Regions from separate parts of the Homo sapiens genome. Here region 1 is linked to region 2. A link is an interaction called in ENCODE POLR2A ChIA-PET data of the cell type or tissue named here. Cell type or tissue: B cell. All regions are shown on one strand. Each heading gives the region's core, and the rest is flanking DNA. Links, peaks and the distances in the headings are about the cores only. Region 1 overlaps TANGO6 (transport and golgi organization 6 homolog). Region 2 overlaps ZFP90 (ZFP90 zinc finger protein).

The links. Peaks named below come from ENCODE experiments on the same cell type or tissue, not always from the same donor. Only the 100,000 strongest peaks of a DNase experiment are listed, where the experiment ranks them.
Region 1: POLR2A ChIA-PET joins it to region 2 with 6 read pairs; 3 of 35 experiments call an interaction of 5 or more read pairs at or near these places.

Annotation. Positions count from the first base shown.
Region 1 is chr16:68,872,008-68,877,386 of GRCh38, reverse strand. TANGO6 (transport and golgi organization 6 homolog) reads right to left here. Exons shown (of 18, transcript NM_024562.2): 5 at 2,097-2,233. Among named protein-coding and RNA genes, the nearest start is that of TANGO6, 31 kb to the right of the region's middle. In B cell, for the core only: no CTCF peak of the experiment used is centred there; no DNase peak of the experiment used is centred there.
Region 2 is chr16:68,546,739-68,552,117 of GRCh38, reverse strand. The region is part of intron 2 of ZFP90 (ZFP90 zinc finger protein); the gene reads right to left. Among named protein-coding and RNA genes, the nearest start is that of ZFP90, 10 kb to the right of the region's middle. In B cell, for the core only: no CTCF peak of the experiment used is centred there; no DNase peak of the experiment used is centred there; H3K27ac peaks cover 408 bases.

The DNA of each region.
Region 1 (5,379 bases), core at 256-5,255, 330 kb before region 2:
AAGCAATTCTCCTGCCCCAGCCTCCCAAGTAGCTGGGATTACAGGCACATGCCACTACCCCCAGCTAATTTTTGTATTTTTAGTAGAGACGGGGTTTCACTATGTTGATCAGGCTGGTCTCAAACTCTTGACCTCGTGATCCGCCCGCCTCAGCCTCCCAAAGTGCTGGGATTACAGGCGTGAGCCACCGTGCCCAGCCCCACATTTTTCATGTATCAGATTTGCAAAGATCAAAAAAGTTTGTAACACATTGTGTGGGTAAAAATGTGGGAAAATAGGTACATAAAGCATATCGATCAAAAATTTAAATGCATAAAACCTTTGAACCAATAATTTCAATTCTAGGAATTTTTCCTATGGTAATACTGGTAGTTATGTACAAAGACTTATGGATATTAACTGTAGCATAATTTGTAATAGAAAAAGAATGGAAACAACTCAAATGTGCATCAATAACAGGCTGGTTAAATAAATTACAGTACATTAATATGATGAAATACCATGTACCCATGAAAATGAATGAAATGATCTCCAAGGTACACTGTGTTTTTTGTTGTTTTTCTTTTCAGATGGAGTCTCGCTCTGTCACCCGGGCTGGAGTGCATTGGTGCAAACTCAGCTCACTGCAACGTCTGCCTCCCAGGTTCAAGAGATTCTCTATCCTCAGCTTCCTGAGTAGCTAGGACTACAGGTGTGCACCACCACGCTTGGCCAATTTTTGTATTTTCAGTAGAGTTGGGGTTTCTCCATGTTGGCCAGGCTGGTCTCGAACTCCTGACCTCAAGTAATCTGCCCACCTCAGCCTCCCAAACTGCTGGGATTACAGGAGTGAGCCACTGTGCCTGGCCAAAGTACACTATCAATGAAAAAAAGCAAAATGAAAAGAGGGCATGCTGCATGCTATCATTTAGATAAAAATTAGCACTGGCCTGGCATGGTGGCTCACGCCTATAATCCCAGCACTTCGGGAGGCCGAGGCAGGCGGATCACCTGAGGTCAGGAGTTCGAGACCAGCCTGACCAACGTGGAGAAACCCCATCTCTACCAAAAATACAAAATTAGCCGGGTGTGGTGGCGCATGCCTGTAATCCCAGCTACTCGGGAGGCTGAGGCAGGAGAATCGCTTGAACCCGGGAGGTGGAGGTTGTGGTGAGCCAAGATCGCACCATTGTACTCCAGCCTGGGCAACAAGAGCAAAACTCTGTCTCAAAAAAAAAAAAAATTAGCATTAATTGTACCATCATGTGTATATGTTAATGTATGTGTGTATGCACATACATGTTAATATATACATACATTAACATATGCACATATGATGGTATATGCATAATACACAGAATATCTCTGGAAAGAAATTCATAGCAGTGACTACCTCTGAGGGACTGGAGAACAGGAATGGTAGGGAGACTTAGTTTTCGGTTTACTCTTTTATGCTTTTTAAATTGTTTGCCATGTTAATTTACCTTGTTTATTTAATATCTGCCTTTAAAAACTAACTAAAAACACATGGAGAGAAAAGATAACGAACAAGATGAAACTTGAGTTTCGTATTCTAGCTCTGAGAGCAAGCTGGGCAAATCATTTAGTAGTGGTGAGGCATTCTTTTTTTTTTTTTTTGAGACGGAGTTTCACTCTTGTTGCCCAGGCTGGAGTGTAATGGCTCAATCTCGGCTCACGGCAACCTCCGCCTCCCGGGTTCAATCCGTTCTCCTGCCTCAGCCTCCCAAGTAGCTGGGATTACAGGCATGCGCCACCACACCCAGCTAATTTTGTATTTTTTTTAGTAGAGACGGGGTTTCTCCATGTTGGTCAGGCTAATCTCGAACTCCCGACCTCAGGTGATCCGCCTGCCTCGGCCTCCCAAAGTGCTGAGATTACAAGCGTGAGCCACTGCGCCTGGCCTCGTCATTCTTAAACTGAACAATTAGGTCAGTCTCTTCCACCGGTTTTTATTCATTTATTAAGAAGGCTCCTCACTAAACAATAAACTTAAATATTATACTGCTTTTATCTCAATACTAGAGGAACATTAAAAGTCCTCTTTCTGTAAATAAGCAGATAATCCTCAAATGATCAATAGAAACAAAAAGATTTACCTGGGGGCAGATGTCCCTGTAGTAATTCTCTGGTGAAAGAGACTGCTGGGGACAAGAGGCCAAAATCTTTGCGATCAGGTCACACTTCTTCCAGTCAGCAGCCGTCACCTCAGCATCACTTCCACCAGCTGCTCCCGCTGGCACAATGGAGAGAGATGTTAGCAGCTCACAGCAATTCCCCACAGAAGGTCCCATGTAACAAATTTGTCTTAAAATTTAAGGTAAAATGCATTTATCTTTTCTATTGAAAATAGTTTATTTTTTTCTATAAGATAATCTACCCTTCTATACTTTCCTTTTTATGTTTTTTATTTCTTATTTATTTATTATTATTATTTTTTGAGACGGAGTCTTGTTCTGTCACCCAGGCTGGAATGTAGTGGCATGATCTCAGCTCACTGCAACCTCTTCCTGCCAGGTTCAAGCGATTCTCTTGCCTCAACCTCCCGAGTAGCTGGGATTACAGGAATACACCACCATGCCCAGGTAATTCCTTTCTATTTTTAGTAGAGACAGGGTTTTGCCATGTTGGCCAGGCTGGTCTCGAACTTCTGACCTCAGGTGATCTGCCCGCCTCAGCCTCCAAAGTGCTGTGATTACAGGCATGAGCCACCGCGCCTGGCCTATACGTTCCTTTTGATGCTAGTTTCTGGGAAATTCAGAGAAAAACTAGCACTTAGTCACTATAATGATATTATTCATATAACTGGAATACTAGCTTCACCATGTTTATTACTATTATTATTCTGTCTCCTTGTATGTATCATTTCATTTAAACTGTCTTAAGCCACAGCCGTAGAGTGACAGGGACCAGAATTACTTTACCGTCTTAAGCAATTATAAAATTGGACAAAATATATAAACAATGGTTTCCAGACAGTGGACAACAGGCAGCCCAGGACACTGATCCCTGAGAGAACGGAAGCAAACAAACTGAGCTTGACGACTGCCCTCGTTCACTGACTGGAGAGAGTTTTCAGGCGATAACAATAGCAGCCCAAATGAAGCCTGGCATCTTGTTCAGTGGAAGAAACATAGTTCAGAGTTCAGGGAGGCCAAAGCAGCTGGAATTTTCAGGGCAAAATACCAGAAGGGAGGAAGTTACATGTAGAGAGAGTTCCAAAGATCTGCAAAAGGGTCCTCTCTCAGGTCTTTGGTAGAGTATGATACACGTATGTGTGAGGAAAATACCAAAGCCTGGGGCAATAACCACCAGAAAGGAGTAGGGGGGAACAACCCCCACGGTTCATAAAGGCTGGGAAGAGTTGTGTTCCCACCAGCCAGCCTGGGAGGATCTCCTAATACACAGGGCAACAACTAGAATTCTCAGAAGTCTATTATCTTAGTACAATCTGTATTGTTACACTTAGTACAACACACTTAGTATAATACAAAAAGGGGTTAAATTACCTTAAAGGTTGCTGTAGAACCACACTAACAGAGCTGAAAAGCCAGGATCAAAGGGACTAAACTAATTCCAAGTAACTTAACTGCATTCCAGAACAAAGTCCAACTAAGGAATATAAAAATCTGGCACTCAGCAATGTAGAATAAAAATGTTCAGCATCCAGTCAAAAATTACCAAGCATATCCACATGAGGAATTATTATTCAGTCATAAAAAGGAATAATTTTTATGGAGGACTGATTCATTCATATTATAATATGACTAAACCTCGGCTGGGCACGGTGGCTGACACCTGTAATCCCAGCACTTTGGGAAGCCAAGGCAGGTGGATCACCTGAGGTCAGGCGTTTGAGACCAGCCTGGCCTACATGGTGAAACCCCGTCTCTACTAAAAATACAAAAATTAGCCAGATGTGGTGGTGGGCGCCTGTAATCCCAGCTACTTGGGAGGTTGAGGCAGGACAATCGCTTGAACCTGGCAGAAGAAGGTTGCAGTAAGCTGAGATCATGCCATTGCACTCCAGCCTGGGTGACAAGAGCAAAACTCTGTCTCAAAAACAAACAAACAAACAAAAAACATGAATAAATCTCAAAAACATTATGCCAAGTAAAGGAAGCCAGACACAAAGACCATGTATTGTATGAAATGCCAATACAGGTAAATCCAAAGAGACCAGGAGGTGAAGTAGTACTTACCAGAATCTGAGAGGAGGGGAGAATGAGGAGTGGTGATTGCTAGTGAGTATGAGGGCTTCTTTGGGGGGACATGGGGGGAGGGTTGAGGAAAATGTTCTGGAAATAGATATTGGTGATGACTGCACAGCTCTGTGAATATACTAAACACCCCAAACTGTACTCTTTAAAAAAAAAAAGTGACTTCTGGCCGGGTGCGGTGGCTCACTCCTGTAATCCCAGCACTTTGGGAGGCCGAGGCAGGTGGATCACCTGAGGTCAGGAGTTTGAGACCAGCCGGGCCAACATGGTGAAACCCCATCTCTACTAAAAATTTAAAAAAATATATTAGCTGGGTGTGGTGGCACAAACCTGTAGTCCCAGCTACTCGGGAAGCTGAGGCAAGAGAATCTCTTGAACATGGGAGGCGCAAGCTGTAGTGAGCCGAGATCGCGCCACTGCATTCCAGCCTGGGAAGTTGCAGTGAGCTGAGATCGCGCCACCGTTCTATGGTATGTGAATAACATCTAAAAAAAAAAAAAAAATTACCAGGCATGCAAAGAAGGAAAACAATATGGCTTATAATTAGAATAAAAAAATCAACAGAACCGGCTGTGGGCGGTGGCTCATGTCTGTAATCCCAGCACTTTGGGAGTCCAAGGCGGGCGGATCACCTGAGGTCAGGAGTTCAAGACCAGCCTGGCCAACATGGTGAAACGCTGTCTCTACTAAAAATACAAAAATTAGCTGGGCATGAGGACGCACACCTGTAGTCCCAGCTACTTGGGAGGCTGAGGCAGGAGAATCTCTTGAACCTGGGAGGCAGAGGTTGCAGTGAGCAAAGATCGTGCCATTGCACTCCAGCCTGGGTGACAGAGCAAGACTCTGCCTCAAAAAAAAAAGAAAAAAAAATCAGTAGAACAGACCCCAAAAAAACAGAGATAACAGAATTAGAAGACAAGACCATTAAGACAACTTCTTTTTTTTTTTGAGACAAGAGTCTCACCCTATCGCCCAGGCTGAAGTGCAGTGGCGAGATCTCGGCTCACTGAAACCTCCACCTCCCAGGTTCAAGCGATTCTTCTGCCTCAGCCTCCTGAGTAGCTGGGACTACAGGCACGCACCACTAATTTTTTGTATTTTTAGTAGAGGCAGGCTTTCACCATGTTGGCCAGGCTGGTCTCAAACTCCTGACCTCGTGATC
Region 2 (5,379 bases), core at 209-5,208:
TCCTTCTTCCAGATGTAACAGGACTTCATCATCAACCCCTTTTAAAAACTAACAAAGCAGCCAGACGCAGTGGCTCATGCCTGTAATCCCAGCACTTTGGGAGGCCAAGGCGGGTGGATCACGAGATCAGGAGATCGAGACCATCCTGGCTAACACGGTGAAACTCCCTCTCTAATAAAAATTTAAAAAAAATTAACCGGGCACGGTGGCGAGCGCCTGTAGTCCCAGATACTGAGGAGGCTGAGGCAGGAGAATGGTGTGAACCTGGGAGGCGGAGCTTGCAGTGAGCCGAGATCACGCCACTGCACTCCAGCCTGGGTGACAGAGCCAGACTCTGCCTAAATAAAAAAACAAAAACAAAAACCAAAAAGCAACGAACAAAGTTATTAAGAAGTATCACATGTTCCAGACAGGTGCAGTGGCTCATGCCTGTAATGCTACCACTTTGGGAGGCCAAGGCGGGTGGATCACCTGAGATCAGGAGTTTGAGACCAACCTGGCAAAACCCTGTCTCTACTAAAAATACAATTAGCTGGACGTGGTGGCGGGCACCTGTAATCCCAGCTACTTGGGAGGCTGAGGCAGGGAGAATTGCTTGAACCCAGGAGACGAAGTTTGCAGTAAGCCAAGACTGTGCTACTGCACTCCAGCCTGGGCAACAGAGCAAGATTCCGTCTCCAAAAAAAAAAAAAAAAAAAAAAAGGATCACATGTTCCCTTTCCTTATGCTGACATACAAGGATCTTGGCCAAATGGTTGAGCCCAAAGCAAGGAACTAGGAACAGCATATACTAAGTTGAGAAGACTCAATTTCATGGGCTCCTAAAAAGCTCCATAATGAATAAATGCATAATATCCTTGAGTAGATCTCACACCTCCTGGAGATCCAATTACCTCATCAATAACATGAGTTCCCTGAACTACAGAAATAAAGAGTTTTATGAGCAGATGGGGTGAAAGGGCACTTCCAGAAAGGACATGTACAAATACAGTTTGCCCAATCAGAAAACATCACATTTACGGCAATACAGTGTGGTATCTCCACTTAAGCACTAAGTGGCCTCTGATACCAGATTGATCATAGTTTAACAAGCCGATAGTTGACCGTGTAACTAACAATGGTGTACAGAGAGAAGAACATCACTGTCAACCTTTGCACACACACAGATTCCTACTGCATCACCATCTGCAGTATTGAAGACTGGAAACCTGGACCTCCTCCTTGACTCTTCATTTTTCCTTTATGCCTTGCAGTCACCAAAAGCCTCAGAAATGTCTCCTGAATTCAGTCCCTTGCCTTCATCCTTCAAATCCAGCTGAAATCCTCCCTTGCTAATGACAGCATTAATCCAGGGAATGGCAATCTACAGCCACACAGTCTAATATGGCAGCCACTGGCCACATGTGGCTATTCATTATGTTTTTAAATTAAGGATTTAGATGTTCACCCAATTACAAACTGGTTTTAAATGCTAGGAGGAAAAGAAAAAGAGCAGACAAACTTAAAAGTCACACTTGCAATGTAGCTAGTCCAAATGGGCATGTGTGATTAAGCAAAATACACACTGGGCCAGGCGCAGTGGCTCACACCTATAATCCCAGCACTTTGGGAGGCTGAGGTGAGTGGATCACCTGAGGTCAGGAGTTTGAGACCAGCCTGGCCAACATGGAGAAACCTAGTCTCTACAAAAATACAAAAATTACCTAGGTGTGGTGGCACATGCCTGTAATCCCAGGAGGCTGAGGCAGGAGAATGGCTTGAACCCAGGAGGCGGAGGTTACAGTGAGCCAAGATTGCGCCACTACACTCCAGCCTGGGCGACAGAGTGAGACTCTGTTTCAAATAAATAAAATAAAATAAAATACACACCGAATTTCAAAGATTTACTATCAAGGAAAGAATGTAAAATGCCTCATTAGTAATTTTAAAACATTTATCACATGTAGAGATGATAATATTCTGGATATATTGTTTTAAATAATATTTATTACTAAAATTAATTTCACCTGTTTCTTTTTATATTGTAGCCACTAGAAAACTTAAAATTACACATGGAATGTGTATTTCTTTGGCACACCACCGTTCTACATTGTTCTAGGTCTCCACCTCAGGCCATCTTTCTCTCAAATGCTGCCTCCTGTCATATACCCAAAGCTTCTGCCACATGGACTCTTTGGCCCAGTAACAACATTTTCTTTTGTGTTTCTTTGCCTTTATACATCCTATTCTGACCATAATGTACTTTCTTCCCTCAGTTCCACAGGAAAAATTCCTAGTCATCCTTGTAGAACCAGTTCACTGTTCCATTCCCTCCTGAAGCTTCCCCACATCCTCCGTGCTCCCCATCCCCCTTCAGCATTTGGTCCCCATCTCCATTTCAGAACCGTAGCCATCTAGTTACATTTTTCTCCCTCAAGACTTTTTTTTTTTTTTTTTTTTGAGATGGAGTCTTGCTCAGTCGCCCAGGCTGGAGTGCAGTGGCACGATCTCGGCTCACTGCAAGCTCCGCTTCCCAGGTTCACGCCATTCTCCTGCCTCAGCCTCCCGAGTAGCTAGGAGTACAGGCACCCGCCACCACGCCCAGCTAATTTTTTTTGTATTTTTAGTAGAGACGGGGTTTCACCATGTTAGCCAGGATGGTCTTGATCTCCTGACCTCGTGATCCACCTGCCTCAGCCTCCCATAGTGCTGGGATTACAGGCATGAGCCACCGCGCCCAGCCAAAAATTTCTTAAACTCCTTTTCATTTCAGTATCTCTGACACTGCAAGTGGAGAGTGTCCAGAATCACCTGGGCAGCTTTTCTAAATTGTCCATGCATGGAGGGTCTTGCCCAGCATCTTTTAAAAGCTCCTCAGGTGGTTCATTATCAAAGAGCAACAGCTCAGATTTCTTGAACACTCGCTGCTAGGCAAACACTAAACTCAGTCATTTACGTGCACTCTCACCACATTTCCTCACTGAAGCCTTGTCACCACCCCAGAGGAAGCAGGCACCACTTCCTGACTGGTTCTGAAGCATGACCCTGGTTAAGAACCACTGCCTGGCATAGAGCAAGCATTCCAAACACGTCTGCTGAGTGAATGGATACAGAATCTGGGTAATTCTCAATGCAGGAAAATGAGGAGTTGTTTCGAGGATTAAAAAAAAACACATGGGTTAGTGAATTAAATTCTTGGATTATAAAAAACAGAGGCAAACAGAAAAACGATGGCATTAACAGCCAAATCTAAGGCTGGTTCCTCTTAAGCACCAGCCAAATAGAAAAACCTCTGATAAATCGAGTAAGAAGAAATTTTTAAAAGATGAACTTAAAGATAGGAGGATAAGGCTGGGCACAGTGGCTCATGCCTGTAATCCCAGCACTTTGGGAGGCCGAGGCGGGCGAATCACCTGAGGTCGGGAGTTCGAGACCAGCCTGACCAACATGGAGAAACCCCATCTCTACTAAAAATACAAAATTAGCCGGGTGTGGAGGTGCATGCCTGTAATCCCAGCTACTCAGGAGGCTGAGGCAGGAGAATTGCTTGAACCTGGGAAGCGGAGGTAGCGGTGAGCCGAGATTGCGCCATTGCACTCCAGCCTGGGCAATAAGAGCGAAACTCCGTCTCAATAAAAAAAAAAAAAAAAAAAAAAAAAAAAAAGGAGGATAAACAGAACAGTGAAATATACACACTAGTGTGTTAAGAAATGCAAAAAATCTTAACAAAAAACTTTTAAATTCTAAACTACCAATGTTTACACAAAAAAGCAGAAACCTTTATAATTGAGGAGGAAATAGAGAAAATTGTTGCCAAAACATCTTGTCTATAAAAATCCTGAGTCTAAATGTTTTATAGGTAAATTCTTTCAAAAGACAGAAAAAGGTGAAAAGCAATCTGAATGTTTCTACAAATTAAGGATAAGCATGACACCAAAACCCATCCAAGAGAGTGCTTTCTCTCTGGTGGCTATTTCCCTTAGTAATACAGATATTAAAAAATGATCAACTGGGCCGGACACGGTGGCTCACACCTGTAATCCCAGCACTTTGGGAGGCTGAGGCAGGTGGATCACTTGAGGTCAGAAGTTCGAGACCAGCCTGACCGACATGGTGAAACTCCATCTCTACTAAAAAATCAAAACTAGCCAGACATGGTGGTACACGCCTGTAATCCCAGCTACTTGGAAGACTGAGGCAGGAGAATCGCTTGAACCCAGGAGGCAGAGGTTGCAGTGAGCTGAGATTGCCCTCTAGCCTGGGCAACAAGAGCAAAACTCTGTCTCAAAAAAAAAAAAAAAAGAGAGATCAACTGTATTTTGAAAAACTTATGTATTACAACCAAGTGGAATTTTATCCCAGCATTATGTATAATAGTAAAAATTTCAGAAACAACCTAAATGTTCTCTGAGAAATGGCTAAATAAATTTTGGTACATTCATACAAAGCAATATAATATAGTCATTAAAACTGATTTTAAACAACAACAAAAATAATCCTCATAAAATTTATATGAAATTTAAAATACATTGTAATTAAAAATGTTTAAGGGGAAAAATATGCATAAGGAGAAAAGAAAATTCACCAAAACAAATACAGAGGTCCTAAGGAAGAGGGATCATAAATGACTTTTTTCTATTAAAAAGTCTAGATTATTAAGCAAGTAATACCCAGAATATATAGAGAACTCCTAAAAATCCAACAAAAAACAATTCAAAAATGTGCCAGGAACTTGAATAAACATTTCTCCAAAGAAGATACACAAAGATGTTCAAGAACACTAATTATTAGAGAAATGCAAATCAAAACTACAATGAGATATCACCTCACACTGGTTAGGATGGCTACTATCAAGATAAAACAGAAAATAACAAGGGTTGGGGGGATGTGGATAAATTAGAACCCTTTGTGCACTGTTAAGAATGTAAAAAGATACAGCTGCTATGGAAACAGTATGGTGGTTCCGGAAAAAAATTACCGTATGACCCCGCAATTTCTCTCTGGGTATATAACCAAAAGAATTTAAAGTCAGGTCTCAAAGAGATATCTGTACCCCCACGTTCAATAGTTCAATGCCTCATGTTCATGTTCAGTGCCATAGCAGCATTATTCACAATAGCTAAACATGTAAACAAAGCAAGTGTCTATCAATGGATGAATGGATAAGCAAAATGGAATTGTATTTAGCCTTAGAAAGGCTTTTATTTTAAAGCACTGTATTCAGCCTTTAAAAGAAAGTTCTGATATATGCTACGACTTAGATGAATCTTGAAGACATTATAATAAGTGAAATAAGCCAGCCACAAAAAGATATACTGTGTGATTTTGGCCAGACGTGGTGGCTCACGCCTCTAATCCCAGCACTTTGGGAGGCTGAGGTGGGCAGATCACTTGAGGTCT